Linked DNA regions of Mus musculus: all the other regions are linked to region 1. A link is a loop called in an ENCODE intact Hi-C map of the cell type or tissue named here. Cell type or tissue: left cerebral cortex. All regions are shown on one strand. Region 1 overlaps Dcdc2a (doublecortin domain containing 2a). Region 2 has its middle 38 kb from the start of Gm34122. Region 3 has its middle 200 kb from the start of Gm34122.

Region 1 (2,500 bases):
TCGGAAGGGATTTATTTCCTTCATCGTCTAACTTTCCCAAACTGTATACATGTTATAGCAAGACGAATAACAACACTACTTTTAAGAAATGCATGTTCCCTAAGAATGTATAGCACCACCACCTTAGTAACATTTATAATGAGAATGAATTAGCATCCCAGTGGGCTCTTCCCTCTGCTACTGGTTTTGGTTTCAGTTGAGCCTGGTAGACATTTCACTCCACTCCAGCCCTCTTCCCTAATGCCAGAGGAAACAGTTCAGCTGCTGCCCTCTTACCTATGAGACCCCTGACCTCTGAGCAACTTTGCACTGTTCAGTGTCTCTCACTTTGTTGGGCTGTAAGCAGCCACAGGGAGCAGATTACATCAGTGTGAGTGCTCTACAGCGTGAGTGCACTGACCTACATCCCAGTCTAGGAACTAAGTCTCATTCATGTCTTACACTACAGTGTTGGTGTCTTATGTATGGTTATTCCTCAACAAATGTAAACATACATTTTGCATATAGTTAAGATTGACCTTGGACCTTTAGCAATGTGTGGTGTCATGTGGCATGCATTAAGTAATTTTTCTAACAATCATGCCTTTGTTACAGAAGACAGGATCAGTTTCTAGGCTGCAGGGATAATCAAACACTGGAGTAGCGTAAAGGAGGTAACATTTCCATCCTTGGGGAGCCTTAAAAATTAGGCAAAGAAGACATCTGTGAGGGTGGCTGAAGCACTAAATCTGTCTGGAAGCAAGTAGACAGACAGAATGACAGATGGCTCTAGGATTTGATTACTGGGACTGGAGAAGGGAAGGCCCCCCGAGGGGAGACATTAAAAGTTCTTCAACAGAGATTGCTGCTTTGCAAAGGGAAGCAAGTTACAGGAGCTTAGCTTAAATCCCTAGGGGCTTAGGTCTCTTCTGTTGTCAGAGCTTAAAGCCACAGGTTGTGAAAAATCCTGTAGAAATCTGCAAAGCTAGAGCACGCTGATTTTCCGCAGAAAGTCCACTGTGTGCATGAGCCTGTTGCAATAAAAACACGATTCCCTCCCCTCAATAAAGAGAATCGCTTGCCTACATTATATTGAATGCATAGCAATCTCCAGGGAAATGGAAACTCTTAAATGTATTGTAACACAGGGAACGTTGTCACTGATTGCTGGGTAGGAGGGGACTGGGGTCCAGCCAGGAGGCTTTTCCATCTCTGGCGACTGGCGGCACCAGTCAGCAGCAGTGTGTGAGCAGGCAGCCATTCCAGCAGAGCTCTGCTCTCCTTCCTCTGGCCACAGGACCTCCTCTCAGTTAAAGCATAATGATCGGGGCCCAGGATCTTTAAGAGGAACTGAAATCTACATATCCCTCTTTAGGTATTTTACTGTAATGTCAGCTTTCAGCCACACGATGTCACGATTGGATTTTGTTTTTTTTTTTTTCATATGAGTTTGTCTCCACAGGTGAAGGCATTTTCAAAGCTGGAGCAGAGAGATCTGAAACAAGGGGGGCAGCAGAAGTTCAAGAAGATGAAGACACCCAGGTTGAGGTTCCAGTGGACCAGGTAATCTTCCTGCCTCTAAACATTCACAGAACCCAGCAGTGATGGCCTTGTTACCCCCTCCGGCCCCGACCCCCTACACTCAGGCGCCAAGAGGTCAAATGACTTCTGAGGTATACCAAGTTCTTCTTGGTACTCCTCCAGAAAATACCCACCTGCCTCTCTTCAATGTGGAAGTGGTATGTTCTTAATAAGCAGGACAAAACAGAGGGAGCTGGATGTGAGCCACAAGCTCACAAAGTCCGATTTAAAAACGAAGCACTGGCTGGGAATTTTAATCTTAGGAAAAAGTCATTTTCTAAAAGAAAACGTGTTTTAAAAATGCCATGATAGTCTCTCCTTCAGGGTCTTCAATATTTTTTGTGGTTAGATTTCTCTTCTTCTTTTGTAAAGGAACTGCTCACATAAATAGAACTCAAATGTTTTCTATGTGTGTAGTAATGTCCTTTCCTAGGCCAGGGGGACAGTGGACTTATTTGTGTTACAGGAAGGTATGCTAACAGAAGAAATTAAGACATGTTAATTCTGGCTAACTTCAAGAAGTAAGCCAGTTATCCGTGTGCTTATGTGTGCTCATATGCCCAAGCCCCCCTTGTGTGTGTGTGTGTGTGTGTGTGTGTGTGTGTGTGTGTGTAGGTCAGAGGTAGACACTGAGAGTCTTCTTCAGTTGTTTTCTGTCTTACTTTTGAGACAGGGTTTCTCAGCAAACCTGGAGTTCACTAGTTTGCTTAGACAGCTGGCTGGCAAGCCCTGAGGATCCACCCGTCCCTGCCTTCTCAGCACTGGGTCAAAGATGTGTGCCCTGCTTAGCCTTTCATGTGGGTTCTGGGCATCTGACGTCCTCATGCTTGCTTAGCACGCTCTTACCCACTGAGCCAACTCCCTAGACCCTACCATGCATTTTTTTATTTATAGTAATTCCTTATTAAATTTGAATTATATGAATTACAGCATAGTTCTC
Region 2 (2,500 bases), 210 kb after region 1:
TACCTGCAAACTATAGGCAGATATAAAATGTTTTCCAAATAAAACTCCCATTTCTAACCAATCAAGAGTGATAACAACCTTACTTTATTTCTTGACATTAGTAAGATGATTCACACCCCACCATTGGACTTTTTCACATTTATTGGGGGCTGCTGTTGACATGTTCTCTCTGCTCAGTTCTAAGCTCAAAAGTTCAGATTATCTCAGCTATCAGACAAGATGTGATGTCTCCTCCTGGTCCAACAGGAGCACAAGCAGAACTATTGTCAGTACTGTGTAGATATAATAACTGGGTCCACGTATTTTCAGCCTGCAAAGCTTCACAGACTCAGAATCGGTTAGGGAAAACTCTGCTTTAAGCATTAGTAATTCTTTGGGGTCATGGTTAGCAGGCTCACTATGATCAGGGGGCCCTATTATTTTTGGTGCTCTTCTTACCCATGACAATCTACTGGATGCTTTATGGTTTATGTAGTTTCATATCTCAAGGAATGTCACACTCTTTTTCAGGCTTCTTTCAAATGATGACCCTCTGATCTCTAAGCTCTAACTTCTAATGCCCCCCTTTGCCTGCTTAATTTAGATAGGCTGAGACCCTTGGTCTTTGGGTAGGTAAAGTCAACACCCCATTCAGTATGGAAGAAGCTATTAGAAGCCATACCTTCCACTTAGCAACCATTAAGATTCAAGGATCAAATCTCAGAGAGGGAAAATGAGACAGGATAGGAAGATAGAGAAAATGTTTGAGATGTAAGGAGAATAAGGAAAACACTTTTTTTGTGCCTAACAGTTAAATACACCCTAGAAAACATATATCTGGAAAAAGAAATGAGAAAAAGTATTCCAAGATCTTGTTGGCCCAGTGTAGTTGAATCTATCAGTGATCCTCACAAAACAATCACTTTCATAGAAAAGATGGATCATGAGCACTAATTCTATTTAGAAGGACTTAGTATGTCCTCTTAGGAGAGGTAATTTAGAGGCCAGAAGCAGTGAAGAAAGAGCAGTTCTGAAAGGAAGGAAGGAAGGAGAAACTCACCATTTTTCCTAAATACTTTGAGAAAAAGCAGACTTGGAGCAGAGTTTGTCAGAATGTGACATCAGCCTTCTTGTGATGTGTCACCATGGAGAATGGAGCTCAGCACATGCAACCAAGAGCATGAGATGCTGTCATGGCCAAGGGTTCCAGGAGTCAGGCAGAACAGCTCACACACACTCTACTCCCACAGCATTCTGAAGCTCCCGGAACAAAAGAAAATGCAGCCTTGGGGACCTGTCCTTCAGATTCTTCAGTAGGTATAGGCTGTGGGAGGAGGTGGGCTCTGTGATGTCTCTTCTTGCACCAAACACCATCTCTCTTTCTGTGTTTGTCATTAAGGAGGCCATGTCACTGGGATGGTGGTGACTGTGGGTGTGACATCTGGTGTGGGAAAGAGGAGTTTTAGATGTTAGGGAAGCAAAACAAATTTCTTCTTACTATTATTGTATAGGCTTTAACTATCATCACTTTCTACTAATAGAGTCTTCCCATCATCCAGACAGGACACAAGATACCAATAAACAGGAAATTCCCTGTATCTGCTTTCTCCTAAGCCCTGGCGACCTCTCTACTACAAGCTTTCTAAGCCAGAACCATTATGTGAAGGGATCAATAAAATAAGTATTCTTTCATGTCGGGCTATTTTTACTTTGCTTAATATTTTCAAGGTGTACTCATGTCATGGAATATGTCAGATCGCCATTCCTTTGTGTGACTAATTAACATCATTGTATAGATATAACACATTTAGTTTTATTTTTCATCTAGAGTATTTCTACCTTTTGAATGGTGGTATAAGCATATATATACAGCCAGGCCTAGGAACACGGCTCAGTGGTGGAATGCTTACCTAGCACGCACAAGACCCTGGATTTGATCTCTAATAGCATATAAAAATACAGAATAAATAAAATCATCAGGTATCTATTATTTTCTTTCTTCCTTTCTTAAAACTTTATTTATTTATTTTAGAGACTGGCTATACAGTTCTGGGTGGCCCCAGACTCATGACAGTCCTTCTGCCTGTAAGTACTGAAATCACAGGTATCAACACTATGTCCTGCTATGCTTTATTTTTTTTAAACAAATATATATGTTGGAATAGAATTTATGGGCTCTTGGAAGGTCTATGGTAAGTATTTTGAGGAATGAAGTTACATGTCTGCAAGTGGATATTAGCTTTTATTTTATTATTTTTTTCTTATTACGGTATACAGAAAGATTTTGTGAAATTATTTGGCAGCAATTCCTCAGCCCTTGTTGCATTTCTTCTTGGGTACTGGTAAGACAGAATATTTATACAGAGTATGATAATTCTACTTCTTTTATTCTCAGAACTCTAAAGAAGGCCATCAGCCAAACAGAGCTGGCCATAATACCTACTATACTTTGGCATGAAATATGCCCAGTAGGCTCATGTGTTTGAACATGTGGGCTCCAGTTGGTGGCACTGTTTGGAAA
Region 3 (2,500 bases), 370 kb after region 1:
ACAAGTATTTCAATTATTTTGATTCTATAATCCATAAAACTAGATCTTTCCATTTTGTATATTTTTACATATATAGCATGTGTGTTCTTTAATTTCTCTTCCCTTGGTTAAATTCACTTTTAGATATTTTATAGCTTTTTGTAGCTACAAAAAATGGGGTTATTTTCTTGATTACTGGTTTTCCTGGGGATCTACAGCTGCCAACTTGACACAGCCTAGAGTTATACAAGGGAGTCTTTATTTGATGAATGCTTCAATCAGATTGACCTGTGGAGAGGTCTGTGTGGCACTTTCTTGATTGCTAACTGATGAGAGCCCAGCTAACTGAAGGCAGCATTACTTCTAGGCAAGTAGGCCTCGCTGTATAAGAAAGATAGTCTGGAATAAACCAGTAAATAAGATTCCTCTATCTTCATACCTCAGGTTCCCTCAGTGATGGACTGGGACCTGGAAGAGTTAGCGAAATAAACCCTTTCCTCCTCAGTGAGCTTTTGGTCATGGTGTTTGTCACAGCAGCAGAAAGTTAACTATCCAAGACCACCAAGTGTTGTGTGGACCAGTGCTACTCATGTTTGAGTGGCCATCATATTCTGCACCTTGTTAACATTTGCTTTGTAATTAGGAGAAGATCTGCTTGTCTGTTGTTTTGGGTGTTTTCCTTTTATTATTAATCATTTTATTTGTTTACATTTCAAATGATATCCCCCTTCCAGGTTACCCCTCCACAACACCCCTATCCCATCTCTCCTTCCCTCTTCCCCTTTGCCTCTATGAGGATGCTCCTCCACCCACTCCCCCACTTCTGCCTCACTGCTCTAGCAATCCCCTATGCTGGGGTGTCAAGCTTCCACGGGACCAAGGGCCTTCCCTCCCATCTGTGATTTTCACATATCCGATAATGACATCAAACTGACCCTGTGACTTCTTTCCCATTCAAATTGCTTTGTTTCTTTCTCTTGCCTGATTATTTTTCCCCTGGCGATGGCTGCAGGAAGTCTGGTGAACAGAGCTGGTAACTTGTCTTGTCCCAGAGTTTAGTATGAAAACATTTAGCTCTATCCTACTGTTGCTTTATACATTGACTCAGGTGTGCAACCTGAGATGAGAAGCTTGTCACCATGGTAAATCCATCAGCTACCATTGGATTTGACTTGCTGGGCTTTGGTTGAGCATTTGGCAGCCATATTTATCACAGACACCTCCCTCCCAGTAGCTTGTCCTTTTTCTTCAGTCTTTCTCTGGTTTGGGTGTTAAGGTAACACTGGGCTTATAATAGTTTTCAAGCTTTCCCTCACAATTTAAAAAGAGTGCTGTTAGTTCTTTTTGGAAATGCTCAGTAGTACCTAGGAGTGAAGCCATCTGGCTCTGCATTGTTTTTTTGATGAGAGCCATTTTTGGTTATCCATTCAATCTTGTTTACTATGAGTCTATGAAGTTTGTTGTTTCTTGATGACTGATCTTGGAAGGTGTCTGCATCCAGGAATTTTTTCCAGTTTTTCAAGCTATGAAGCTTGTTGGCATCCAGTTATTGGCAGCTATCTCTAGAGTCCTTTTCATTTCTGTGGCATTTTATGGTCTCTCCTTTTACCTCTGACTCCATGCAAGTCTTTTTCTATTTCTTTTTACCTCTCTTAATTAAGGGTTTATCGGTTATCAATGTGATTATTTTTAAACAATCAGCTCTTCATCTCATCGATCTTTAGAACTGCTTTTGCATCTGGATTCCATTAACTTCTGCTCTGGTTGTTATGCCTGCTGTTCTCTTTGGTTTCAGCTTGTCTTTGTGGTAGGTTGTCTGTGAGATCATTCAGATATCTTTTCAGGCACTGCTGAGTATATACATCGTCCCTTGTGGGCCACTTTTGCAGCTTCCTGCAACAGGTCTGGTAGACTGTGCATCCATGTTCATTTGCCTGGAATGATCTTTTAATCTCCTTCCTTTTCCCTTGATCCACTGTTGGTCCAACAGTTTGCTTGAGTCCTGTGCTCTTTTTTACTTTCAGTAGTTTTTCCCCCCTCTTTTCACTACAGATTTGTAGTTTTAGTGCTTAGCTACCAGCAGATATAATAATTTGATTTCCAGTTTATGGATCTTTGAGCTTTTCTTGTCATTGACCATATAATTTATTCTGTAGCATGCTCCATGTGCTGATGAGAAGCCATGTTCTGTAGCTACAACACAGACTATTCTAGAGCTGTCTGTTAGGTTCCTTGATGGAGGGTGCACTTTGATCTCTACAAGTTCTTTAATGATCTTTCTCTTTGCATGATAGGTCCCTTGCTGAAAGTGGGATTAAAGCCACATGGTGCTGTTGTACCAACTGATTTGCCTTTCCCTTCATGTTTATTAATATTTGCCTGACATACTTAGATCCTCCATAATCACATGCAATTAGAACTTCAATTTGTTTTTGGTCAGATGATCTTTCTATTGTTATATTGAATTATTTTCTCTGCCTCTTTGTCCTGTATTTGATCATAAGCTAAATTTATGAGAGGT

The links. Hi-C counts contacts between places; a loop is a spot of excess contacts. Peaks named below come from ENCODE experiments on the same cell type or tissue, not always from the same donor. Only the 100,000 strongest peaks of a DNase experiment are listed, where the experiment ranks them.
Region 2: a loop joins it to region 1, with 2.5 times the contacts of the local background. A loop is called at or near these places in 3 of 42 quality-filtered maps.
Region 3: it touches region 1 in a loop (3-fold over the local background); 2 of 42 quality-filtered maps call a loop at or near these places.

The regions. Positions count from the first base shown.
Region 1 is chr13:25,186,235-25,188,734 of GRCm38, forward strand. Dcdc2a (doublecortin domain containing 2a) reads left to right here. Exons shown (of 10, transcript NM_177577.3): 8 at 1,442-1,542. Among named protein-coding and RNA genes, the nearest start is that of Nrsn1, 83 kb to the right of the region's middle. In left cerebral cortex, a CTCF peak has its summit at 1,372; a DNase peak (open chromatin) is centred at 1,299; H3K4me3 peaks cover 256 bases.
Region 2 is chr13:25,397,001-25,399,500 of GRCm38, forward strand. No RefSeq gene overlaps it. Among named protein-coding and RNA genes, the nearest start is that of Gm34122, 38 kb to the left of the region's middle. In left cerebral cortex, no CTCF peak of the experiment used is centred here; a DNase peak (open chromatin) is centred at 1,234.
Region 3 is chr13:25,557,766-25,560,265 of GRCm38, forward strand. No RefSeq gene overlaps it. Among named protein-coding and RNA genes, the nearest start is that of Gm34122, 200 kb to the left of the region's middle. In left cerebral cortex, no CTCF peak of the experiment used is centred here; a DNase peak (open chromatin) is centred at 1,268.